Regions from separate parts of the Homo sapiens genome. Here region 2 is linked to region 1. A link is a loop called in an ENCODE intact Hi-C map of the cell type or tissue named here. Cell type or tissue: CD14-positive monocyte. All regions are shown on one strand.

Evidence for each region. A loop is a pair of places that touch in the nucleus more often than their neighbours do. Peaks named below come from ENCODE experiments on the same cell type or tissue, not always from the same donor. Only the 100,000 strongest peaks of a DNase experiment are listed, where the experiment ranks them.
Region 2: it touches region 1 in a loop (3-fold over the local background); 2 of 110 quality-filtered maps call a loop at or near these places.

What each region holds. Positions count from the first base shown.
Region 1 is chr5:157,146,078-157,151,077 of GRCh38, forward strand. No RefSeq gene overlaps it. Among named protein-coding and RNA genes, the nearest start is that of MED7, 5.7 kb to the left of the region's middle. In CD14-positive monocyte, CTCF peaks have their summits at 2,966 (motif pointing right) and 3,167; a DNase peak (open chromatin) is centred at 2,974.
Region 2 is chr5:157,457,026-157,462,025 of GRCh38, forward strand. It overlaps NIPAL4 (NIPA like domain containing 4), which reads left to right and starts at 3,188. Exons shown (of 6, transcript NM_001099287.2): 1 at 3,188-3,332. The coding sequence starts at 3,296. NIPAL4-DT (NIPAL4 divergent transcript) reads right to left here and starts at 3,075. Exons shown (of 3, transcript NR_136205.1): 1 at 2,983-3,075. RefSeq lists a silencer at 3,082-3,241. In CD14-positive monocyte, no CTCF peak of the experiment used is centred here; DNase peaks (open chromatin) are centred at 3,106 and 4,546; H3K4me3 peaks cover 1,038 bases; H3K27me3 peaks cover 3,511 bases.

The sequences.
Region 1 (5,000 bases):
CTAAATTACAAGCAGAAATTTTTAGTTTCCACCCTATTGATTTTTTAAAATGTAGATTTATTGAGGGATACTTTACATAGAATAAAATTAACTCTAGGTGAATAGTTATAAGAGTTTTGATAAATACATACTGACATAAAACCACTACCACCCGGATTAAGATGTAGAATATTTCATCACCCCAAACAACTTTTTTTTATTTCAATTCCTTCCCTTTATCCCCATCCTCTAGTAACCACTGATCTGATCCCTGTTCATATAGTTTTACCTTTTGCAGAATGTCATATAAATGAAATTAGAAAGTATGTAGTTTTTGGTGTCTGGTTCCTTTCACTTAGCATAATACTTTTGAAGTCCATCAATGTTGTTCAATGTATAATACTTTGTTCCTTTTTACAGATAAGGAATATTCCATTGTATGAATATACTGTAATTCATGTATCCATTCACTGGTTAATAGACATTTGGGTTATTTCAGTTTGAGGTGATTCTTAACAAAGATACTATAAACATTCCCATGCAAGTCAATTGTATGGACATATGTTTTCATTTCTTTTGGATAACAACATAGTGACAAAATTGCTGGACATTATAATAATTATATGTTTAACTATATGAGAAACTACCAAGCAGTTTTCTAAAGAGGCTGCTTATTTTTCATTTCTCAGCAATCTATCGGAGGTATAGTTGCCCTCAATCTGCAAATTGGTGTTATCCTTTTAATTTTTACTTTTTGCTATTCTAATATCTGTATAATGATTTTAATTTGCATTTCCTTAGTATTGGGTATCTTTCATGTGTTTACTGGCCATGTATATCTTTTCTTTGGCGAACTGTCTGTTCAAAATTTTTGCCCATTTTTTAAATTGGCATGTTTTCTTACTATTGAATTGTAAGGGTGCACACACACAAATACACACAAGATATAAGTCCTTGATAAGATATGTCTTTTACAAATATTTTCTCCTAGTCTGTGGTTAATCATTTCATTTTTTAAGTGTCTTTCAGCAAGCAGAGTTTTTTTATTTTGATGATGACAAGTTTATCAATTATTTTATTTTATGGCTCATACTTTTTGTGTCCTTTCCAAGAATCTTTGCCTAACTCAAAGTCAAAGATTTTTCCTCTGTTTTCTTCTACAAGTTTTCTAATTTTAAGTTTTACGTTTAGGTCTATGATCCTTTTGGGGTTAATTTTTGTATTTGATGCCCAGTAAGGGTCAAAACTCCTTTTATTTGTTTATTTATGCTTATAGAAGTCGAATTGTTACAGCAACTTGTTGATTTTGTTGGCCTTACTACCTCTGTCATTGGTAGGCAGGTTTATAGATAGTAATCCCTGAGCGTCTGTTAGTCAGTTACATTGTATCTTTGGCTTGCTGATCAGCCCGGCAGAATCATTGGAAGATAGCAAGTAAAAATTTTTATCTCCAAGCTGGGCATGGTGGCATGCACCTGGGGTCCCAGTTACTTGGGAGGCTGAGGTAGGAGGATTGCTTGAGCTGATATAGCGCCACTGTACTCCAACCTGAGCAACAGAGTGAAACTCTGCCAAAAAAAAAAACGGAAAAAAAAAGGCTGGGCATGGTGGCTCACGCCTGTAATCCCAACACTTTGGGAGGCCGAGGCAGGCACATCACCTGAGGTCAGGAATTCGACACCAGCCTGACCAACATGGAGAAACCTCTACTAAAAATACAAAATTAGCCAGGCATGGTGGCACACGCCTGTAATCCCAGCTACTCAGGAGACTGAGGCAGGAGAATCACTTGAACCCGGGAGGCAAAGTTTGCAGTGAGCCAAGATCGCACAATTGTCCTCCAGCCTGGGCAACAAGAGTGAAACTCCGTCTCAAAAAAAAAAAAAAAAGAAAAGAAAAGAAAAGAAAAATTTCATCTCCAGTCCCTGTTTCTTCCTGATTTTTATAAGCTCATATACTGTATATGGTTTTAACGATGCACTTTTTTTTTTTTTCTTTCTGGAGACAAGCTCTTACTGTGTCACCCAGGCTGCAGTGCAATGGTGTGATCTCGGCTCACTGCAGCCTCTGCCTCTCAGGTTCAAGTGATTCTCCTGCCTCAGCCTCCTGAGTAGCTGGGACTATAGATGCACACCATCACGCCCAGCTAATTTTTTTACTTTTATAGAAACGGGGTTTCACCATGTTGTCCAGGCTGGTCTTGAACTCCTCACTTCAGGTGATCCACCTGTAGCAGGAAGAGCCGCAGACAAAACTCCTCAGACACCGGATTAAAGAAGGAAGAGGTTATTTATTCAGCCAGGAGCGTCGGCAGACTTGTGTCTTAGGAGCCAAGCTCCCCGAAAAAGAAATTCTCGGCCTTTTTAAAGACTTACAACTTTAAGGGGTCCATGTGAAAGAGTCGTAATACATCAAGCAAGCGTGGGAAACGTGACTGGGGGCTACATGCATCAGCTAACAGAACAAAAAGTTTTACAATGCTTTTTTCATGCAGTGTCTGGAATTTACAGATAACACAAGTAGTTTAGGTCAGGGGTTGATGTTATTGTTACTTTTTTTAACTCCTAGGGCTGGGTGGTGTTGCCAAGGTTGTCTGGCTATTTATCTTACTTTTGTTTTTTTCCAACTTTTTGCTTTTTCTCTCTTTCCTCCTGTCTTGTGAACTAGGCAAGGTGAGGGGAGGAAGGCAGCAGGAGTAGTAGTGGTCTCCTGCCTTATACCCACCTTGACCTCCCGAAGTGTTGGGATTACAGGCATGAGCCACCGTCCCCGGCCTTAATGATGCACTTTGGATGAGAGTCATTGCTAATGTATTTTTTTTCTGCAGTCTGCAGTATAGTTTCAATTCCTAATCACTATTTTTTTGTTGTTGTTACTTCATGGCTGCTAATGACCTTATCACTAAAACGTCAACAATCCAGATCTGTGTGCAGCACATGGGTGGGGAGAGTGCTTGTGGTTTGCTTTGCCTACAGCATTTTTTCTTACCAGCAGGGGGAGCAGCAACCTTGGCATTTGGAAATAATCCCCAGCTTAAACTTTTCTATGGGAAAGATTTGTGTCTTGCATATTGGGTCCTCCTGAGTTGTTACTTGCAGGCTGAAGAACCTAAAATGAATTTGTAATCCTACAAAAAGGCAGGTAAGCCCTTTTGAATTTGTTGTAGCTGTTACTATTAAAATCTACATTTACCTTATGTGGAATTTCACCAGAGGAAAAAAATAGCCATGCCATCATCATACCTGTTCTTTGAATTATCACAAAATATACCCATTACGGCCGGGCACGGTGGCTCACGCTTGTAATCCCAGCAGTTTGGGAGGCTGAGGTAAGTGGATCACCTAAGATCAGGAGTTGGAGACCAGCCTGGCCAACATGGCGAAACCCTGTCTCTACTAAAAGTACAAAAATTAGCCAGGCGTGGCTGTGTGTGCCTGTAATCCCAGCTACTCGGGAGCCCGAGGCAGGAGAATCGCTTGAACCCAGGAGGCAGAAGTTGCAGTGAGCTGAGATTGCAGCATTGCACTCCAGCCTGGGCAACAGAGCAAGACTCCGTCTCAACAACAACAAAAAATAACTGTTTTATTGATTTATTGATTGATTGATTTTCTATACACTCCCTAAAGGATCTGGGCTCTGTCCGATCCATTTAAGTTCCCGCTTTAAGATCCATCTCAAAGATGGTCTTCTCCAAAAGGTTTCTCTCAGTTCACCCAAATAAAAATTACCTCTCACCAACTCAAAGCCTCTTTCCTTTACTTCTTACAGCACTCCTCTAGCTGAAGTTGTAATTATGCGCCTGTTTTATTTCTATGGCTGTAGCTAAGTTCCTGACTTATCTGGGCATCCCCTTAACAATCCCTGGAATTACCTCACACATGGCCAATGTTGAATATATTTTTGTTCAAAGACAGATTTGAGCAAAAGCAAAAGAAAGAAGAAAAAAAATCTCCTGAATGGTGTGTGTACAAATGTGAACTACCTGCTTTCAGTGTAGCTTCATATCAGGATCAAGACTAAGTGGAGGTGTGTAAGGAACACGCCTCATGCACAAAATTAAGGAGGAGCAAACTCAGTAATCAAGATAAATAATATCGGCTGGGCGCGGTGGCTTACGCCTGTAATCCCAGCCCTTTGGGAGGCTCACGCAGGAGAATTGCTTGAACCTGGGAGGCGGGGGTTGCGGTGAACTGAGATCGCACCATTGCACTCCAGCCTGGGCAACAAGAGCAAAACTCCGTCTCAAAAAAAAAAAAAAGATAAATAATATCTTAACACAATATTTTAAATTAAAAAATTAAGGGAAAAACTCATGATCTACAAAATATTACAATTTCTTTTCAGCTCTCGCAACTTCCACCTCCTTGGTTCAAGTGATTCTCCTGCTTCAGCCTCTCGAGTAGCTAGAATTACAGGCATGCGCCACCATTCCCGACTAATTTTGTATTTTTAGTAGAGACGGGGTTTCTCCATGTTGGTCAGGCTGGTCTCGAACTCCCAACCTCAGGTGATCCGCCTGCCTCGGCCTCCCAAAGTGCTGGGATTACAAGTATGAGCCACCACTCCCAGCCAAAATATTACAGTTTAAATAAAGACAGGATTAGTAGTTCACATACCACCATTTAGAGAAGAGAGGTTTTTCATGAAACTGTAAAAGGCCAGAATTATTTTCCCGAGGGTATGGGTGGTAGTGCCCTCTTAGACAGGATTTTAAAGTTTAATGATGCATTTATTCACCCCCAATATATATATTATATATCATATATATTTTAATATAGATTTGTAATGTATATTAAAATATACATTACAAAAATACAATATATTTATATATTATATAAATTATATATTATGTATTATATATTTTATATTATATATAATGTATTTATATAATTATATATTCTGTATTTTTATATATTATATATCTTTGGCGAATGGATGTATTTATTAGGAAATAAATATTTTGAGAAAGGGTCTCACTCTGTCGCCCAGGCTGTAGTGCAGTGGCAGGATCTCAGCTCACT
Region 2 (5,000 bases), 310 kb after region 1:
TATAACTAAGTGAGGTGATAGATGTATTAATTAGCTTAATCGTCGTTATCATTCACGATGTACACCTATATCAAATCATTATGTTGTACATTTTAAATATATATAACTTTCATTTGTCAGTCATACTTCAATAAAGCGAGGAAGAAAAAAGGTCAGACCAGAGGGAAATACTCCGAATCTCTCACCCTATGTTCTTGGAATAAAAGCAGTCAAGTTTGAATGCAGTGAGGGTTTGAGGACTGTACCACTCCAGGTTCAGTGCTGACTCCGTTTTATAGCACAAGGAGGAGCTGAACAGCAGAAATGCTTAGAGAAGAGAAAGATAAGTTGAATTCTCTTGTCAAATTCTCCCTTGCAGGTAGCATGGATGCATATATTTTTTCATCATGAAGTCTCACTTCCGAATAGGGCCAATCATCTAGTGTCTTGCTGCTCTGTGTTCAAATTCATATAGTCTTGGAGGTGTTCCCCTCTACCTGAACGGTGGTACCACACACCTCCAAAGTTAGAGGCGGGCCTGGGCACACTCACCTGCAGACTTGGATATATTCTGTTGGCAATGGCTATGACTTCTGTCAACTAAAAGAAAATCAAGCTTTTAAGGAATTAAAGTTAGTTTTATTCAGAAGTCTTACTGAGGTTCTGTAATCCCAGCATTTTGGGAGGCCGGGGCAGGTGGAACACCTGAAGTCAGGAGTTTGAGATCAGCCTGGCTAACATGGTGAAACACTGTCTCTACTAAAAATACAAAAATTAGCTGGGCGTGGTGGTGGGCGCCTGTAATCCCAGCTACTCCGGAAGCTGAGGTGGGAGAATCGCTTGAACATGGGAGGCGGAGCTTGCAGTGAGCCGAGGTCGAGCCACTGCACTCCAGCCTGGGCAACAGAGTGAGACTCTGTCTCAAAAAAAAAAAAAAAAAAAAAAGCAGAAGTCTTACTGAGGACTAGAGACTGAAGACAAAGTCTGGGAGGAGTCTTTCAGAGAGGTCCTGTCCCACTGCTCTGAAACAGTGTTTTAGCTCATAGCTGATATACACGTAGCAGAAGTGCAGTATGTGCTCAAACATTACATCAAACTTGCTCAGAAGTTACAGTAAAGCAGAATCACATGAAAGTCTGGGTGCAAGAGTATATCTGGTTATAGATGATAGAGGCATAGTCACTAACCTTGTCAAACATTATCCTATGTGTAGGAATAGGCAAGGTCTAGGGTCATTTATCTTTTAAGAAATATAGTGTCTCAGGCAAAAGTTGTGGGGGCCTTGTGCTGTATCCTGCTTTGTTTTCAAAGCATTTTTCCAGAGAGGTGCACATCATTACAGAATCAAGGGCTTGTGAAATTATGCAGCAAGTAAAATGAGCAAACGTGGCTTGTTACATTTGCTGTGTCTCACATTTCCCTTTCTCTTTTAACCTCTCCCTTCCCCAACCCGATCCCGACCCCTTGGAGAAGGGGCTGTTGCATTTGACAAAGAAATTGATCCTTATGTAGAGTAAGCAACTTGTTTAAAGTCATCCAGCAAATTAGAGGAAGCCCCATGCTGGGAGAACCCATCCTTAGAGGCCCAGCTAGAGGTCCGCAAGTAGACAGTGGAGGGTCGTAGGTAGGAGGACAGGCTTGGGGTCAGAGCAGCTCGGTTTACACCTGGCACCCTCGTTCACTAGCTGTGCAACCTTGGGAGCAAGTGTCTCAGAGTATTTAAAGGACAGTTTTTTCTATTCCTATACAAGATGTTAACATTAAGGGAAGCTGGTGACAGGTATATGGGAACTCTCTATACTATTTTCGTAACTCTTCTATAAGTCTAAAATTATCTCATGATAAAATTTTTAAAAATAACAGTTTCCTCTTATCTGTAGCATGGAAAGAGTAAGGATATCTGTCTCCTAGGAGGCTTCGATGAGACAGTGCCTGGAAAGGGGTTAGCACAGTGTCTGGCCCATGCTGACGACTCCATACATAACAATTCTTAAAAGCTGCCTCCTCCAGGAAGCCGGTGAGCACCACTGGCAGAACCAATCACTGCTTTCTCAGTAGCCCCACACCCTCACTGCCCAGGAGCAGTTTATTTCAGTGTAAAATGCCAGGCGGCTTAATGTGACCACTGACAGCACGAGTTTGATCCTGGCTTTTCTGCTTCTCAGCTGAGATCCCCAGCAAGTTACTTGAGCACTTTGTGCCTCAGTTTCCTTTTGGTAAATAATAAAAGTCTGTACATTATAAGGCGGTCATGAAGATTAAATGAACTGGAATTTTTCAGCACTTAGAACTCTGCCTGGCCTATAGCAAACTCTACATACCTATTTTTATGCTCCAGGTCAGTGGTTTTCTAACTTGCTTTTTACTGTTACCCATAGTAACAAATATGCTTTCCATCACAACGTGTGTATGTGTGTGTGTGTATAAATAATTTTAAAGTGGTAATTTCAAAAACATTGGTCTCTAAGAGATGATCACATTTTGTTTCCCCCATTAAAATATAAGGTACTTGGGGGACAGGGAATAGTCTGACTCATTTTGGTCTCCAATCACTTCATTTCCTTCTTTCATTTAATTTACCAAGCTCCTATTATCTATTCATTAGACATAAATATATATTGAGCATTAACTCACTATGTACCTGTTACCTACCAGCACAGATCAGACCTGGGTTGAATCAATGAACGGGTAAGGCAAGGAAAGGAGGTCGCAGGGCAGAAGGCAGGGAGGAAGGGCAGGAGGGTGAAATGGAAGGAAGGGAGGAAAGGTGGAGGGGAGGAAGGAGAGGGGGAGGGTAGGAGGGCGAGAAGGAAGGAAAAGAAGGAACCCAGGTTCCCAATTGGCAGCAGTACCCACTTCCAACCCCTATGTTGCCACTTCCACCTCGGCAGGAAAGTTGCCCCTTCTCCAGCCATCTAGGTCCCCTGTACTCTTTCCCTGGGGATGGAGCTGGGTGCCGGTGCAGGCATCGGAGGAGCGGTGCCGGGGAACCCGCCTCCTCACCTCTTGCCCCTAGCACGGGGCGGTGACTCCAGAGCTGGGAGCCTGGCAGCGTCCTCACCCCAGGAAGGCATGCGCCCCTCTGCGGGCGGCCCCAGCCCTGGGCCCCCTGCCCCCGGAATTGCCCAAGATGCCGGGTGACTCCTCCCCGGGGACTCTCCCACTCTGGGACGCGTCACTCTCCCCACCCCTGGGTCCGGACCCCGGCGGCTTCTCGCGCGCGAGCCACGCGGGGGACAAGTCGCGGCCACCTGCTCCGGAGCTGGGGAGCCCGGGCGCCGTCCGCCCGCGCGTCGGTTCGTGTGCCCCGGGCCCCATGGAGCTGCGGGTCAGCAACACCAGCTGCGAGAACGGTGCGTACGGCAGGGCTGGGGACCAGGCGGGCTCCGCGCTTCGCGCCCTCCCCTCCTTGCCACCGCTCTCCCTCGCATCCTCTCCTCCCAGGGGGGCCAAAGCTGGGGAGGGGCAGGGCCAGCACGAGGTGGCTCCCACCCAGCTTTGAAGATCTGGGTTCTGGCTGAGACTTCACTTTCATCTTCGCAGCTGGGATGGCTGAGAGGAGTCAGGGAAGGAAAGTATGTCCCCTGGGTTGAGATGGGGGGTTAGTGGGGGGCAGGCATTTTGACGACAGCAGACACCCTGAGAGGTGGTGGGGGCGGGGGGAGGATTCTGTGTTTTTAATGTGTAGTTGCTTCAGGTTTTAGTACCTGCGCAGTTTGGGCTTTCTCTCTGGGTCAATGGGAGGACCATCACAGGACGGTCTTGTCTTTGGAAAAGAAAAAGAACCACAGGAAGGGGTAAAGAAAGACCCCTGACTTCCTATTGCGTTCTGACCATAAAGCAGGTAGTGGACTAGGCCCTTTACCCGCATTATCTCACTGAATCCTTAAAACAACTCTAGAAGGTAGGTAGGTATTATTATTTTACTATCTTGCTATCCCCACTCTAAAGATCCAGAAACTGAGGCTCTGAGCAGCTAATAATTTGCTCAAGGTAATACAGTGAGGAAATGGAATATAGATCCAAGGCTGGTGGACAGTAAAACCTCAACTCCTTCCTTGGTGTGGCTCCACTTTCCTACCTTGTCTTGGAACTGCAGGCTGTGGCATGTCCCTGTTTCTCTAACCTCTTCCCTTCTACAGTGAAGCTTTCAAAGCCAGCCTGTTAGGTGTCTGACTTTGGTTTCCTGAACAAGGCAGGCATTTTCAGCCTCACCTTTTCTCTAGGCCAGAATGTGTTCCCCAGTCCTAGCATATTCTGGAAGAGATAACAGGAATCATCTGGCCCATGCTCAGAATTGGATTACTTTGGCCATCAGCCCTCTGTCTTTTACTTTTCACTGCAGTGGGAGAACTTGACTCAATGGAGGATGCTCAGCCCTTGGGTGTTGCGGGCTTTACTGTGACAGCCAAGTCCATCCACAGAGGGTTCGTTGGCTCCATCTGCTAGAGGTGCACCTTCAGGGAGCAGGGGAAGGGCGTGGGGATGAGTTTGGTCTTCCTCTCAGGAGTCACCTCCCCTAGCCCATGTTCTCCCAGGTTCTGGCTCATTTCCTGGGCTCAGGGAACTCCCCAGATTCAGCTCTTGGGCAAGGAAGCCTGAGCTGGAGAAACAGGAATGAGCAGTGCAGAACAAGTCTGATTAGGGACTGAGATGCCTCTTGTCTCATCTTCCCTTGATTGTGACACGAGTTTTGGAAAGAGAGATATCACACTGCAAAAGACACATGGATGTGCCCCAGTGGGTGCTGGATCCAGATCTTTCACCAGATGTTGGGGTGACTTAAGCAAGCTCTTCCCTTTCTCAGGGCCTCAGTTTCCCCAGAAAAAATAAGAATTTAGACTGCTTTCTAAGGGCTCTTCAAGCTCTGTTATTCATGGGTCTGTGTCGTGGAAGAAAGGTCAACATTGCCTTTAGTCTGTTCCACCAAGATGCCACTCTGCCCTGCAGATGTGCCAGAGCCAGAGTTGCTTGACCATGGACTTTGGGGCCCTTCCAGGCACTGCCTGGGAGTTCTAGGT